Regions from separate parts of the Homo sapiens genome. Here region 1 is linked to region 2. The links are chromatin loops, found by intact Hi-C in ENCODE. Cell type or tissue: PC-9. All regions are shown on one strand. Each heading gives the region's core, and the rest is flanking DNA. Links, peaks and the distances in the headings are about the cores only.

Evidence for each region. Peaks named below come from ENCODE experiments on the same cell type or tissue, not always from the same donor. Only the 100,000 strongest peaks of a DNase experiment are listed, where the experiment ranks them.
Region 1: it touches region 2 in a loop (2.6-fold over the local background); 3 of 110 quality-filtered maps call a loop at or near these places.

Annotation. Positions count from the first base shown.
Region 1 is chr1:70,425,834-70,434,386 of GRCh38, reverse strand. CTH (cystathionine gamma-lyase) reads right to left here. Exons shown (of 12, transcript NM_001902.6): 6 at 4,536-4,593; 7 at 3,993-4,070; 8 at 2,152-2,304; 9 at 438-559. Among named protein-coding and RNA genes, the nearest start is that of CTH, 19 kb to the right of the region's middle. In PC-9, for the core only: no CTCF peak of the experiment used is centred there; a DNase peak (open chromatin) is centred at 4,956.
Region 2 is chr1:70,266,791-70,275,343 of GRCh38, reverse strand. It overlaps ANKRD13C (ankyrin repeat domain 13C), which reads left to right. Exons shown (of 13, transcript NM_030816.5): 11 at 526-624; 12 at 4,388-4,488. Among named protein-coding and RNA genes, the nearest start is that of SRSF11, 50 kb to the right of the region's middle. In PC-9, for the core only: no CTCF peak of the experiment used is centred there; a DNase peak (open chromatin) is centred at 3,993.

The DNA.
Region 1 (8,553 bases), core at 128-8,127, 160 kb before region 2:
GAGAGCCTCCTCCTGGCTTTTTGAAAATTAGACAAAGGCCTCACCCCAGTCAGATGCAGCTTAGGAGGCACAGGGTTTGGAAAGCCATTCACAGGATGGATTTTAGAACAGCCCTTGTGCAGTGCACTAACTGCACACTACTTCGAGGTTTTACCTATTTCATCTGAAAAAAGGGGTTCACTTTTAAATAAATGCATTAGAATACTCTGTGTCTCCAAACTGATTGTAGTATGTGGAGAGTTAAGTAAGTGAACATATTTAGATGTCTGCTACATTGTTGTTTAAGTTGTTTTCAACCCAATGCATTTCATGATAAAGAGGTTTATGAGTGTAACCTGCAGATACAAAAACATTATCTGGCTTGAGTAGAAGTGAGAGATAGTGAACTGCTGTAAGGCCTTACCTCCTACAATTTTAAACCTATTTTGTAAGTTTACCTTTAGGTTCTTGAGGAAAATCTCAGCATGCTGAAGAGTGCCCTTAATATAAAAGGTGACCATCCCTGTACAACCTGTACACTGACGCTTCACCAACTCATGCTGTGGATGAGAGGGCAGCCCTGTAATCATAAGGTATCATAAGTCTTATTTTAGAATTAAACATGTAATTTTTGGGGGGGGAGGGTGGTATTTTTCACTGTCTACTTAACTGCAAATAAGCCTAAGACGAGGATTATGCCATGCTCACATCTGACTACTTGCTTGGGCCCCTATCTCTCCAGCTTCATGTTGCCTCATCTTTTCTACCCTCTTCAGCTTTCTTTATGCCAGCACCACTGCACTCCCTTTCATCTCAGGACCTTTGCACATGCTGTCCCTTCAACCTGGACTTCCCTTGTTAATTATATCCTGTAATTTCTTGCTTAGTATCTGTCTTAGCCACCAGAGTTGCTCCATGAGGGCAAATCCATTTCTTTTGTTACTAATTGGATCCCAGTTCCTAGTGCAAAGCCTGGCTCATAGCTGGCGTTTAATAAAAATTTCTTGAATAAATCTCCAATACCTTGTCTATGCCCTTTTAACCAATGCTGCCCATTCTTCATGGCATAGCTCAAAACTCTTCTCTCTCCCTCCATCCAAAATATATATCAATCAACAGCTCTTTACCTAAAGTACCTTTAGGGCATTTAGTTTCATATGTATTTCGCTTTGGTTTCTCTAAATTCCTTGTGAATTTCCTAGTGAAATTCCAGTCTTAATTTTTCTATATATTCTAGATGCTAGAACCCTCAAAAGGATCTAAAAAGAAAAGAACTACTTAGGACCACCACAGCTTAAAAGACTGGTAAAAATAAATTCAAAAAGTAAGATGTAAGTCAGCCAACTCCACAGAAGACTTTCTAGATGCTGGAAGAGGTGAAGGAATAAAAATACAGGAGAGAAATACAGGAGAGAACCTCAGGGGGCTGGGCGTAGTGGCTCACGCCTGTAATCCCAGCACTTTGAGAGGCCAAGGCAGGCAGATCACCTGAGGTCAGGAGTTCGAGACCAGACTGGCCAACATGGTGAAACCCCGTCTTTACTAAAAATACAAAAAATAGCTGGGCGTGGTGGCGGGCACCTGTAATCCCAGCTACTCGGGAGGCTGAGGCAAGAGAATCACTTGAACCCGGGAGGCAGAGGTTGCAGTGAGCTGAAATTGCATCATTGCACTCCAGCCTGGGCAAGAGTGAAACTCCGTCTCAAAAAAAAAAAAAAAAAAAAAGAGAGAGAGAGAACCTCAGGGGAATTTTAGCACCTAATATCAAGTCTCAACTGGGACAAACCTCTATCAGATTAAAGTGACAGCTAATGCTGAATAGCAGACAGACAAGATTATAAGCAAATCAACTGAAAAGTCTAATGTTAAAATCTTTGAATAGGTATACACAAGCCTTCAAATCACAGACCACCACAGGAACAACTAATGCATAAAACTGATTTTCTACTATCCAAGCATCCACTAAACTAGAGGCAATACAACAGTAGAGACCAGGTCTATCTTCTTTCCACCTGACCCACCACAGAGCCTGACACATGGCAGTGCTCAATAATAAATGAACAAAAACAATACGTGAAAGCACCTAACTTACAAATAAATGTTACATAAACACGATGCTCAGGATAACTGCTGAAATCCTAGTAGATCTGCTTAGAAATCAAATTAACATACCAGGATAAATAACCTTTTCTACCCAAGGATTAGATTCCAGGAACTGGGCAACTGCCATTCCGTTTTTGAAATGCTTTTCCATTCGGACATGTAGAGTCTTCAGACCTCGATTGCAGAGGTAACAATCAATAGGAGATGGAACTGCTCCAAGAGCTGCAAAATGAACACATCCTGGATAAGTTTGAAGGCAGGGTATGGCCAAGAAATTATCTGGCTTCTCTTTTCCATTACAGTGACTCTCAGAAGCTAGGTGTAAAGCTCAATGTTTGAGTTCTAGGAGGAAAATAATATATCAAATCAGAAGCAGAAGAACAAAGCATAGAATATGCTTAGAGAAATTTACTTTAAAATGAGGGGAAGCAAATATGCTGAAAACTAAGTAAAAGCACAATGATATAAACTTCTCAAATATGAAGATAAGTAGTCCTTTCTATGATTTTAATAAAATCATAAATTGTTCATAGCCTAACCTTGTATTTCTTTGAAAAATTATTTTAACATACAGAGAAAAACAGCAGTTCAAGTCCTATTATTACTGAATATTCTACTAATATTCTATTTAGCCTTTGTGCAAAGCGGTCAATGATTTCACATGCCTCCAGGATATATACTTCATTTCTACTTTTTATAAACCAAAGGACACTTATCAAGCAATAAGTTTCAGTTTCCCTTGTGGAGGACATTTTTATTCCTAATCATGTTTATATTTTACCTGTCAAGTTACAATGGCTTAATCTTTAACTATACTGGAGATAAACTAAGCAATGTAAATAGGAAATGGTGTTTAGACATCTATTGAAAAATGTAAGTTTATACTGTAAGTGCTATTTAAAATTAACCATCATTCGTGATATAAAAGGTATAGTATATGAAAGCCCTCATTTCAAATGTAATTTTAAAAAAGAAAAAAAAACCATTAAGTCTTGAAACTAAAAATTCACTAGGGCTTTATCAAATTATGATTATAATTAAGATGGACATGAAAATAAAAAAACTCATTTCTTATATCATATCATAAAGCCTTGCTATGCTATAACCGTTTTTGTTTTTTGTTTTTTGAGACAGGATCTCACTCTGTTGCCCAGGCTGGATTGCAGTGGCACGATGTCAGCTCACTGCAACCTTCGCCTCCCAGGCTCAGGTAATCCTCCTGCCTCAGCCTCTGAGTATCTGGGACCACAGGCACATGCCACTGCACCTGGCTAATTGGTTTGTATTTTTGGTAAAGACAGGGTTTTGCCATGTTGCTCAGGCCGATCTCAAACTCCTAAGCTCAAGTGATCCACCTGCCTCAGCCTCCCAATGTGCTGGGATTACAGGCATGAGCCACCGTGCCCAGCCTGCAATAACTATTTTTATAACACTTTCCTCTAAAATCAGAAAAAATTTTTTTGGCCAGGCACGGTGGCTCATGCCTGTAATCCCAACACTTTGGGAGGCCAAGGCAGGTGGATCACCTGAGGTCAGGAGTTTGAGACCAGCCTGGTCAACACGGTGAAACCCCGTCTCTACTAAAAATATAAAAAATTAGCTGGGCATGGTGGTGGGCACCTGTAATCCCAGCTACTCAGGAGGCTGAGGCAGGAGAATCGCTTGAACCCAGGAGGTGGAGGTTGCAGTGAGCTGAGATCACGCCACTTCACTCCCGCCTGGGCAACAGAGTGAAACTCCATCTCAAAAAAAAAAATTAATAAATAAAAAAAATCAGAATTTTTCTCCTCTATTTTTCATTTCTTCATAAATTATTAGAATGCCATCACTTCACATCACTTAGTGGAAATACAAATATCAAATGTAGTCACTGAGAGTGTCATAGGGAACCTGCACTTTTTAATACTTACAGTTTTGCAAGAAACGAAGTCTATTATGAAGGCTTTCACAATTAACAGACACCAGGCCCATTACAACATCACTGTGGCCTAAAAACAAAAAACAAACAAACAAACAAAAATTTCAGTTAGAAACAATTTATGTTTACTCTTTATTTTATAATTTTCAAAATGTGATTTTCACTTGAAAAAACTCTCAGGGAAAAAGCTCTATAAAATAAGTTTAAGTAACCTTTATTCAACTGGACAGTAGCAAAAGCTATGTCTAAAACAAGAAAATAAAAATTATATAAAAACAAAATGTTTCTTTAAGGTGTCAGCAAGATAAAAGCATAACTTTTTATGGCCAACTTTAATCCTCTTCTCATAAATCATGAGCATAGTTTTGTGTACTGTTAATGAAATCCTACATTTAATCAAAGGATTTTTTTTTTTACTCTCTCTATGAGTCACAGGAAATAATCTACAAAATAATCAAAGAAAAGGGATCAAAAGCCAAGCCCTATGCAATTTTCACCTATCCATGAAAAAGAACATTCAAAGTATGCATCTTACCATTCATGTATTTTGTTGCAGAATACATAGAAATATCAGCTCCCAGAGCCAAAGGGCGCTGAAAGAACAAGTTTTTTACTTTAAATGAGAAACAATTTGAAAATATGCTTCATTACCTGCCTATTTGCAATTATAAATTCCATTCTTATTCTAATCAATACTAACTTTGCAAAAGTATGTGCATCTTAAAATTTTCCAGGATCTCTGATATTATTTCTCCTTTGCCTCCCTCCCACCAAAGAAAAATGTAAAGTATTGAATCCAGTATTGAATCTGAAGGCAAAAGTTTCTTGGAAAGCGCAGATAAGCCCAGGTCAACTGGTCTCTTGAACCTGTTTCTTTATAGCAATTGCTGACAGGACTCTAAATTTATTACCTACAGTAGAGACTCTAGTATTTTATGACTCATTAAACACATAAAATAGTTGAAATGAACATTCAGCAATTTTTATGTAGAGTAAGTATAAACTCATCTGCTTAGATTTTTAATCATTAAAACCTCATGACGTATGCTGTGATTATTTACATTTGGGGTTTGTCATGATCTTGATTCCTAATTACTCAGCCCTTCCTATGTGTGGGTTTCACATCCATGGATTCAACCAACCATGGGTAAAAAAATACTTGGAAAAATAGATGAACAGTTGTGTCTGTATTGAACATGTACAGACTTTTTTCTTGTCATTAGTTCCTAAACAATATAGTGTAACAACCATTTATAAAGCATGTACATTGTATTAGGTATTACAAGAAATCTAGACGGCTGGGAGTTGGAGAATGGCTCACTCCTGTAATCCCAGCAATTTAGGGGGCTGAGGCAGAAGGATCACTTGAGATCAGGAGTTTCAGGCTGCAGTGGACCATGATCAAGCCGCTGCACTTCAGCCTGAGTGACAGAGCAAGACTTTATCTTAAAAAACAACAAGAAAGAAAGAAATTTGCTGGGTGCGGGGGCTCATACCTGTAATCCCAATACTTTGGGAGGCTGAGGTGGGTGGATCACTTGAGGCCATGAGTTTGAGCCCAGCCTGGCCAACATGGTGAAACCCTATCTCTACTAAAAATACAAAAAAATTAGCTGAGCATGGTGGCACGCACCTGTAATCCCAGCTACTCAGGAGGCTGAGGCAGGAGAATCACTTGAACCCAGGAGGCAGAGGTTGCAGTGAGCTTTTCATGACACCACTGCACTCCAGCCTGGGTGACAGAGCAAGATTCTGTCTCAAATAAATAAATAAATAAATAAATAAATATGTCTGAAACTGGGAGAATTAAGAAAAATAAAAATGAAAAGGAATTTTTAAAAGTGTTTTCTTTCACCCAATTTTCCTGTAAATTAATCCTTTAAGTCATGGAGTATAATGTGATGCTCAATACATGTGTAATTGTGTAATGATCAAAAGCAGGGTAATTAGCATGCCCATCATCTCAAATATTTATCATTTCTTTGTAGTAGAAACATTTAAAATCCTCTCTCCTATTTTGATATATACAGTATCTTATTGTAACTATGATCATCCTTTTGTGCAGTAGAACACCAAAACTTATTCCTCTATTCCTCCTTCTAATTGTAACTTTGTACCCATTGACCATCCTCTGTCCTCCCCACCTCCACCCTCCCTTCCCCAGACTCTAGTAACCGCTGTTCTATTCACTACTTCTATGAGATCAACATTTTTTACATTCCACACATGAATGAGATCATGCTATATATGTCTGTCTGTGCCTGGCTTATTTCACTTAACATAATGTCCTCTAGGTTAATCCTGTAGTCTTAAAATGTATTTGTTTACAACCAGAGTGAAAAGTGTAGACTTTCCACTTAATAAAACACTGTCAAGCCGGGAGTGGTGGTTCACGCCTGTAATCCCAGCACTTTGGGAGGCCTAGGCAGGTGGATCACTTGAGGTCAGGAGTTTGAGACCAGCCTGGCCAACATGGTGAAACCCCATCTCTACTAAAAATACAAAAATTAGCGGGGGGTGGTGGTGGAAACCTGTAATCCCAGCTACTCGGGAGGCTGAGACAGGAGAATTGCTTGAACCGGGGAGGCGGTGGTTGCAGTGAGCTGAGATCGCGCCACTGCACTCCAGCCTGGGCGACAGAGCAAGACTCCATTTCAAAACAAACAAACAAACAAAAACATACATTATCAACATCTTTCCCTTTACATTTTCCTAAACATAGAACTGTGTGTTTTTATTTCACCCTCATTAGAGCTGTTTAGTCTTTGGAAGATATTAGTATAGGTGGCTATGGGAACTTTTCATTTAGGGTTCCTAAAGGGATGGGGTCAAAGTAGGTGAGGCCTAAGGTCTTTTCTAGTGCTAACATTCTGTAAACTCTACAGCCAAAAGAGAAGGAAAAATAAAAACCAAATCACTAACACCTCTGATCTCATTATCTTCTGAGAATCATGCTACGTACTTTATATAACCCAGGGAAGCAGTGTACAAAATACCTAACTCAATAAAATCAGTACCTTTATGGCTCTCATCATACAGGTGAGGAAAGGGGACTAAGAAAAATGAGATAGATCCCTCAGATTAAAAAGCTGGTAGAGCCAGGACTCACACCCAGACTGCCTGACTCCAGAGGTGCTACTCTGAAACTTGATGATGGTAGGTCTATTTTGCCTTTCGTGAGACTTACAGAAGATCCAGAGGACAAAAGACTGGGAAGAAAGAGAATATATTCCATTTTCATTAAGGTAAGACAATGAGAAGATTTTTTTCAGGAAGATTTGCTTCATGGAAACAACACATGTGGCTACTTAGGGATGATGCGATTCTGAGTATTTCAGCTGGAATAAATCCAAATTGAAATGAAGCAAATTCCAATCATTGGCATGCGGAATGTGATGTGGGCTTCAAAAAGGTAGAAAAACTAGACCTATGTTAGTGACAGTAATAGGAGAAAGAGGGCCAGGTTTGATGAGTAACCCGGGCAGGTCCAGGCTACAAAACGTATGCAATCTTTTTGGGAATATACAGGACTCACTGTGTCTCAGCTAAAGCTATCCTATGCTGTATTAACTGGCCTAATGTAAGTGGCATATGGGCTAAGGAGTTGCGATAAGGAATCTTACACTGAAAACCACCTGGGACAAATAGAAGATGCCAAATAGACAATGCCAGAAGATTTTTCACTGGGAAACAGACTGCTTTACCTGATAAAATCAGCAATCAAAGATACATTATGAGCCAAAGGCAGATGGCCCACGAAGGTGTCTGAATGCAATGTAGCCAGGAAGTGTGCTTCAGGAAAGGAAAATAAACCATGACAATGCCTTCGAATAAAATGGAGGAAGGTGAAAAGCAGGTTTATACCAACTGCCCAGGGAGTCAGCCAGTCACATGGAGGCAGCAACCTGGATCAACTTCAGGGACCCAGAACAGAAGGGGGGAAATGTAAACAATAAAACCTGTAAACATCTGCCCAATTGAAGAGCCAGAGAAAATGAGCTGGTTTTCAGGAACTCTGCAGAATAGAGATGAACTACAGGAAGTGTACTAAGTATGACAAGGTACAGGCAGGAAGAAAAGAGCAGGAAGAAGGTATCTCCTAACAAGGAAAGGAAAGAGTTGGGTTACTCAGAGGAAAGAGAGGGAGAACTTGTGTGGAAAAGGCAGGAAACAAGTTAATTATAAAGAGATCCCAAAGTGATCTACAAAAGAAAGTGAAACACAAAAGAGGATGAAACTAGACACAAGACAGAGAAAAAAGGAAAGGATAGATGTATGGGAGGGGTGGTCTGGGGAGGAAACAAATGCAGAGGGGGCTAGGTAGCGAAAGAAATCTTTAAAGAGAGCTGCTATGGTCTGAACATTTGTGTCCTCCAAAATTCATAGATTGAAATCTAATCACTAGTATGATTAGGAGGTGGGCCTTTGGGAGGTGATTAGGGTGATTTTTGCCTGATATGGTTTGGATCTGTGTCGCCACCAAATCTCATGTTGAGTTGTAATCCCCAAATGTTGGAGGTGGGGCCTGGAGGGAGGTGATTAGTTCATGAGGG
Region 2 (8,553 bases), core at 382-8,381:
GAACGCTCATTCTATTTTACAGAATTAGGTATTGTCCTGTGCTAGAGTTGCAAATAAAAGCCAATTAGATCTTTATGCTACATTGATAATTTTCTTTTGATAATAGTTAATATAGAATTCCTTATTCTTCACAATATTTCTTATTGATCAATGCAGAGGCTGTAATAGACAGTAAAGAAGATTGAATTGAATAAGTGACTTTAAAGATATACAATAATACCTTAAAAATTTTTTTACTAATGATTTTCTTTATTCCTAAAAATAGTGGTTATTAAAATTATATTCAATGTGAAATTAGTTTAGATCTAATAATTTCTGAACTTTTACTCTTTGCTATTCTTTTTTATTGCCCTTGTCTTAATTTCTTATACATATCTTATTCCCTTTTAGCATAACTTTATTTCTGTAGACAGAGTAAGAAAAATTGAAATATTAATGAATGTCATTGAAAGATGACAGATGCTTCTTAGGAAGGTGATAGACTATGGAAAAAGTTTCCTAACATTTTTTTTCCTCCCATTTTAGAGCTCCTCATCTGGGTAGAGAATTGGTGTGCAAAGAGAGTAAGAAAACGTTTAAAGCTACGATAGCCATGAGCCAGGAATTTCCCTTAGGGATAGAGTTGTAAGTTTGTTACTAACTACAAATGTTTATGAAAGAAACTATTAAACCCTAAAGGCTGTAATAATATTTGCACCCCAGTGGTGCATTTGAGACCTTTGAAATGAAAAGCAAATAGCCATTGCCTTGATAGTGTGTGCACTGTTCTAGAACTTTTCTGGTTCGCAAAAGTATTGATTTTTACTACTTTCACCAGATAAATTTTTGAGTAGATTTTCTTTCTTTCTTTTTTTTTTTTTTTTTTTTTTTGAGATGGAGTCTTGCTCTGTCACCCAGGCTGGAGTGCAGTGGCGCGATCTTGGCTCACCACAACCTCCACCTCCCAGGTTCAAGCAATTCTCCTGCCTCAGCCTCCTGAGTAGCTGGGATTATAGGTGCCCACCACCACGCCCGGCTAATTTTTGTATTTTTAGTAGAGATGAGGTTTCGCCATGTTGGCCAGGCTGGCATCAAACTCCTGACCTCAGGTGATCCACCCACCTCAGCCTCCCAAAGTGCTGGGATTACAGGCGTGAGCCACCACGCCCAGCCGAGTAGGTTTTTAAATTATAAAAAGTAATACGTGAATACATGCTTGTTTTAAAAAAATCCAAAAGTATGGAAATTTACAGAATAAAATGTGTTATTTTAACACATCAATAGTTAATGACTATTGTATTTTTGTCTAGAGTTATCCGTGTTTTTGCATTTTTTAAAATAAAAATGGGGGAATGGTTCACGTTTTCTTCTGTGTGTTCCTTGTTTTCATTTAAAAGTGAGTGTGTCTTGGCTGGGCGTGGTGGCTCATGCCTGTAATCCCAGTACTTTGGGAGGCCAAGGTGGGCGGATCATCTGAGGTCAGGAGTTTGAGATCTGCCTGGCCAACGTGGTGAAACCCTATCTCTACTAAAAATACAAAAACTAGCTGGGCATATGGCATGTGCCTCTAATCCCAGCAACTAGGGAGGCTGAGGCAGGAGAATCGCTTGAACCAAGGAGGCAGAGGTTGCAGTGAGTCAAGATCGTGCCACTGCACTCCAGCCTGGAGAGTCCGTCTCAAAAAAAAAAAGAAAAAAGAAAAAATGAGTGTGTCTTGAAGTTTTACAGTGATTATATTTTCGTCTATTCTTTTTCCTTGTTATTTTGTAGTGTTGATATACTGTTGTTTATCATTCATCTACTGATAAACATTTTGATTATTTGTAGTTTGTCACCATTTTCAACAATATTGTGGTAAACATATTGAATATATCCTCTCCAACATGTACTCATTGGATGCTCCTTTTTAAAAATACTCTATTTGGAGAGATGGCTGGAATGAGAGATGGGTAGCAAGAGCTGACTGATACAACTATAGTTTTAGGCTCCTCACTAAAGTGGGAGGGAGGAGATGAAGCACTGGGCGATTTTCTCTTACTAGTTCCTTCCCTTTCAAATCTGGCCTAATGCATTAATTTTTTTTAACGGCCTAATACATTTTTTAAAAATGATCGGAGAAGAGAGCAGGGTGCATATATTTTTAAAAAGTACATACATACCTGAGCTTTACCCATATCTAGGCTTTAGATAAGTAGATAGATTGTTCTATACAGCCCTCAAGTTATGTCAGAGAGAGATAAGTCTCAGAAAATGTGGAGAGTTAGCCACACCTACACATCTGCCAAAATTTGTCATATCTAGGACCCAGTTGACTCGATGCACCAATTTTATTTTATTATTTTATTTATTTATTTATTTATTTATTTATTTATTTTTTGAGACAGAGTCTCACTCTGTTGCCAAGGCTGGAGTGCAGTGGCACAATCTCGGCTCACTGCAACCTCTGCCTCCCAGGTTCAAGTGATCCTCCCAACTCAGCCTGACAACTAGCTGGGACTACAGGCATGTGCTACCACGCCTGGATAATTTCTGTATTTTTAGTAGAGATGGGGTTCACCATGTTGGCCAGGCTGGTCTCAAACTCCTGACCTCAGGTGATCTGTCCACCTGGGCCTCTTAAAGTGCTGGGATTACAGATGTGAGCCACCACACCTGGCCAAAGATTCACCAATTTTATATTCTACTTGCTAATAAAGAAGAAAACTGCAGCTAATATTAAGACGTCATCAATTTTAGGAGTTATCCTAATTTCAGATATGTTACATGAAAAAAAAAAAGAATATCTTAGAATTTATAAAATGTGGCAGTTATAACCACTACTCTTGAAAAAGAAAATGAAATAAGGAGCCGGACATGGTGGTGCACACCTGTTATCCTGGCAGTTTGGGAGGCTGAGGCGGGTGGATCACCTGAGGTTGGGAGTTTGAGACCAGCCTGACCAACATGGAGAAACCCCGTCTCTATTAAAAATACAAAATTGGCCGGGTGTGGTGGTGCATACCTGTAATCCCAGCTACTCGGGAGGCTGAGACAATCACTTGAACCCGGGAGGCGGAGTTTGCGTTGAGCCGACATCACGCCATTGCACTCCAGCCTGGGCAACAAGAGCGAAACTCCATCTCAAAAAAAAAAAGAAATAGAGAACACAGCATACAAATGCCAGACAAATAATTTGTTCTAAAAGTTCAGAAAAAAAAAAAAGAAAATTACCTATAAATGCCATAGAAAACAAGAAAGAACATGAAATCAGTAAAGCAGATCTTTCTGAGATGAGAATATAAGACAGTAAAATGAAATGAAAAGGAGATTGTAAAGCTGAGGAAATAAATTGAGCACTAAATGGCACTATTACAAAACAAATACAGTAGAAACAATAATGAACAGAATCGATGTAACTGAAAATTAAATTTTGACAACTCTTGGTGAATTCAGTAGAAGAGATTAAAGAAATTACATGAGCAATAGATATGGAGGACAAAAATGGTTCAATATGAGTCATTCATGTTTTACTTAAAAGGCGTCCAAGTATAACCAAAATAATATTCAAAATATGATAGAAGAAAATTTCTCTGTAATGAAGAACTAAATCTATAGGATGACATTAGGTTCCACGAAAAATTGGTACAGAATGATTAGTAACAAAAATTATCCTGATCAAACTATTGGGCTTCAGTTGTTGATAAATCCAAAGGCATCCGGGCAGAAAAGGGATAAAATCAGCCTGGCCTTCCATTTTTTCATATGTCTTTACTTATCTGAAGTAACAAAAGTGTGATCTGTCAGTATTTCTAACTTTAATTTATGTATGGAGGCAACTGAAGATATTCTCAAGCACAAAAGAATTCAAGAAACGTAGCAGTCGTAGGACTTTTTTCAAAGAAAAATGCTACTACTTAAAAAAGAAATCCATCCAACCAAAAGATGAAAGAAATTATAGCATAATGACTAATATGATATAGAATGCTAAGAGATATTATGAAATTGTAGTTCAGAAGGAAAGACAGTATAACCTGAAATTTTATGTGAGTCAAGTTTCCCTTTAAAGATAAGAAGCAATCATTTATCAAATATGCAGGAAATCAAGGAATATTAAGCACATAAGAGCCTTTTACACACACAATAAATTGACAGTGGAAATCAGCCACCCAAACAGTGAATCTAGTTACTAGCTTTGAGTCCATCTAAATATGGACCTAAAATCAAACAATTGTGAAAATTATGGCTGCACAATCAAAAGTTGTAAACCATTATAGAGTAAAAAGTTAGGAGGAATAAAGTCTGTAATTTACTCATCCTTAGTATCTGGAAGTCAATACTACTGTCCAGGTTTGAAGCATGTAGTTGAAAAGCATAAGGACACAAGGCAATTTGAACAATGAAAACATTTTTTTCTTCTTCCATTTTTCAGATTATTGAATGTTTTAGAAGTAGTAGCTCCCTTCAAGCACTTTAACAAGCTTAGAGAATTTGTTCAGATGAAGCTTCCTCCAGGCTTTCCTGTAAAATTAGGTAAGAGAAAAAATTAGATATAATTTTAGTGTCCATTAGGAATATGGAGCTGTTTATTAACATTTAATAAGCAATTTCTTTTAAAGCAGGGGTCCCCAACACCTCTGTTGGTTCGTGACCTTTTAGGAGTGGGGTGCACAGCAGGAGATGAGCTGAGCGGCAGGCTAGTGAGCATTGCCGCCTGAGCTCTGCCTCCTGTCAGATCAGTGGTGGCATTAGATTCTTGTAGGAACATGAACCCTATTGTGAACTTCACATGTGAGGGATCTAGGTTGCACGCTCCTTATGAAATCTAATGCCTGATCTGAGATGGAACAGTTTCATTCCAAAGCCCTCCCCAGTCCCCACCAGTCTGTGGAAAAATTATCTTTCACGAAACAGATCCCTCGTGCCAAAAAGGTTGGGGGCTGCTGTTTTAAAGGAAAATAGATTTCCTAGTTGCTTACATTTTCGTAAAGTTTTTCAGTAATTATATGCATTTATTTATGTTTTGTCAAATATTTAAAGTGCCTGATGAGAATTCTTATTCTACTTGATTTAAATTAAATGTAAGGGATCTATTTCACACAAGAAAAGTGTGGGTAAACTAATGATGTATTGTAATAATGTTTTTCATGTGAAATAGGGAGACTAGAGATTAGCCCAGATTTTCAGCTATGCTTTCAGTTTCTGTGTAGTGAGAATGTTTCTGGAGTAAGCAGTTACTGTTGATGGATAAAGTAATACTCATACGTTTTATTTTTCAGCCCTAAATGTTTAATTTCATCTTAAGCAATGATCTTTAGAAATAGTACACTCATTTTTGCATATAGTTTTCTTTCTAACATATCAGAAACCAAGGAAGAAGACACTATTAAAAGGTGTTTTGGGTGTTTAGATTTAGATTTAGCATTAATTCAAGCTTCAGGAGCTCCTTTAACACTATCCATCAATTCAACCACTCAGTATTTAATGAGTGCTGTAATTCTTCAGATGTATCTTGTTTTATCCAATATTTTTAAAACCACATCTCAGAATACTTAGGCCAAAATGTTTTCATTGCTAAAAATTAAACCTGATCTTCACAATTTTGCACACTTGGAAATAAACATTTTCTAGATGAAAAATGACTTTTTTTTTTTTTTTTGAAAAATGACTTTTAAATAAGTGATTTTCAAAATGTCACTCTAGTTGCCCTTTGCAATTCAAAAGCACTAGGAACCCAGTGTCTACTTGGAGAAATCAGTGATAAGATCTTAGGCAGAAATGGTTAGAAAACTAATGCAATTCAGAGCTGTGTGCCATAGCCATAAGGGATCTTTGTGTTCGCATTTCTGCAGAAGTTTAAAACTCCACTGCCATTTTCTATGGTGAGGGAAATATTTCGAGTTTTAGACTCCCTTCTAGGTACTGTTAAGAGACCCATGACAAACCAGAATAGAGAACAGGAGTTAAACAGTTGAGAATTTCAAACTATCTCTGTATTCACATCTATTTTTAAGTTCTAAACAAACCCAAATCAAACCCCACAATACATTTATTTTTATGCAAAGGAAATATTTTCATTATATGAGAAGAAAAAAGTCTGCAGTCCTTTTTTTGCAGGCATTTCTCTGATGTAGAACCACATTTTTAACAAGGAATAATATTTTGCTTGTATACTTAAAGTTATGGGGTATTTGTTTAACTATTTCTCTTTTGTTTCTCTGTCCTTCTTTTGAACCAACCCTGTAAAACTTCCTCCTGTGTATGTTTACTCTTTCACCGTTTCTTTTTCTACATTTAGGATAAAAAACACAACTGGGATAAATTATAAAAATTTGGAAATTAGGGGGGAGGGGGGAGGGATAGCATTGGGAGATATACCTAATGCTAGATGACGAGTTAGTGGGTGCAGCGCACCAGCATGGCACATGTATACATATGTAACTAACCTGCACATTGTGCACATGTACCCTAAAACTTAAAGTATAATAATAATTTTAAAAAAAAACTAAAAAATCAAAAAAAAATTTTGGAAATTATTGTTAACACAATTACATGTTTTCAGAATCAGCCAGAGCTTTAAGTGCTGATTATGAATGGTCTTTTCTCTGATTGGCTTCTTCTCTCATTTTGCTCAAAGACTAAATTTGACCCTCTTTCATCATCAAATCTTCATCCTCCCCCACCACTTTCTCCTACAACCTAAGCGCAGATGATTTTTACTTCCTTTGATACAAAAAGAGAATATCAGAAATGGGACCTCCCTCACTACTTCCAACACCCCATACAGATTTTTCTGCCCCAAGCCCAACCTTTTCTTTCATCTTCCTATCTCACTGGAAGTGGCGCCCCTCTTCTTAGCTTGAGTAATGTCTTCATTTGTATTATGGATCTATTCTCCTCCTAGCTCTTTTTAAAAGCTAGCTGTATCGCCGGGCACAGTGGCTGACGCCTGTAATCCCAGCACTTTGGGAGGCCAAGGCAGGTGGATCACTTGAGGTCAGGAGTTCGAGACCAGCCTGGCCAACTTGGTGAAACTCTGTCTCTACTAAAAATTAGCCAGGTGTGGTGGCGGGTACCTGTAATCCCAGCTACTCAGGAGGCTGAGGCAGGAAAATCACTTGAACCCAGGAGGCAGAGGTTACAGTGAGCCAAGATCACGCCATTGCACTCCAGCCTGGGCAACAAGAGCAAGACTCTGTCTCAAGGTGGGGGCGGGGAAGCTAGCTGTATGAGTGACTTCATATTTCTCGTTTTCCTTCTACCTGTCTGTACTGCATTTTTCCTCTCAGTTGTTAGGCTTGCTCAGGTCTCTCCCCTTTTAAAATCAAACAAAAAACAACAACAACAACAAAAAAGCACCTGTAATTCCACCAGCACTTGCTTTAATCTTTGCTTTTCACAGCCAAGCTATTTGAAAGCCTACTTTTGTCTCTCTATTCTTACTTTCTATTTACAATTATATTTTAAATGGGGGAAGGTATAGGGACATGAAGGGAGATAAGTTTACTTCACTTGAGTTGGTAAAATTATGACACCGGGAAATTGTGATACAGACACACACACACATACACACAATAATGTATACCTAGAGCAGCCACTATAGAAGCTGTAAAAAGAGATAACTCAAAAACACCATAGATAAATTAAAATGAAATTCTAAAAAATAGGTAACCTAAGGATGGCAAGAAAAAGAAAACAGAGAAATGAAGAACAGAGAGAATGAACAGAAAACAAAAAATAAAATAGCAGACCTAAGCCCTAACATATTAATAATACCATTAAATGTAAATGGTCTAAATATACCAATTAAAAGATAGTGATTGGTAAAGTGGATTAAAAAACATGATCCAGGCTGGGTGCAGTGGCTCATCCCTGTAATCCCAGCTACTTGGGAGGCTGAGGTGGGAGAATTGCTTAAACTTAGGAGGCTGACGGAAGTTGCAGTGAGCCAAGATCGCGCCACTGTACTCATTCCAGCCTGGGTGACAGAGCAGGATTGTTTCAATAAAAAAACAAAACAAAACAAAAACCATGATCCAATTGTCTGCTATTTTCAGTAAACTCACTTGAAATATAATGATATAGGCCGATTAGAAGTGAAAGAGTGGAAAAAGATATATCATGCAAACACTAATCAAAGGAAAACAGGATTGGCCATATTAAAATTAAGGCAGATATCAGAGCAAAGAAAATTATTAGAGACAGAGAGGGACATTATTTAGTGATAAAAGGGTCAATCTATGAAGAAGATGTGACCATTCTAAATGTATATATACCAAGTAACAGAGTTGCAAGATAGATGAAACAAAAATTGAAAGAATGGAAAGGAAAAATAGATCCACAATTATAACTGGAGACTCAACACCCTTCTCTCAACAATTGATATAACAACAGACAGAAAATTTGCAAGGATGTAGATCAACAACATCATAAGCCAAAGGATTTAATTGGCATTTATAGAATACTCTACCCAACAACAGCAGAATACACATACATTTCAAGTGCCCATGGAACATATACCAAGGTAGACCATATTGGCTATAAACAAACCTGAATATATATAAAAGAACCGAAAATCATACCGAGTGTGTTCTCTGA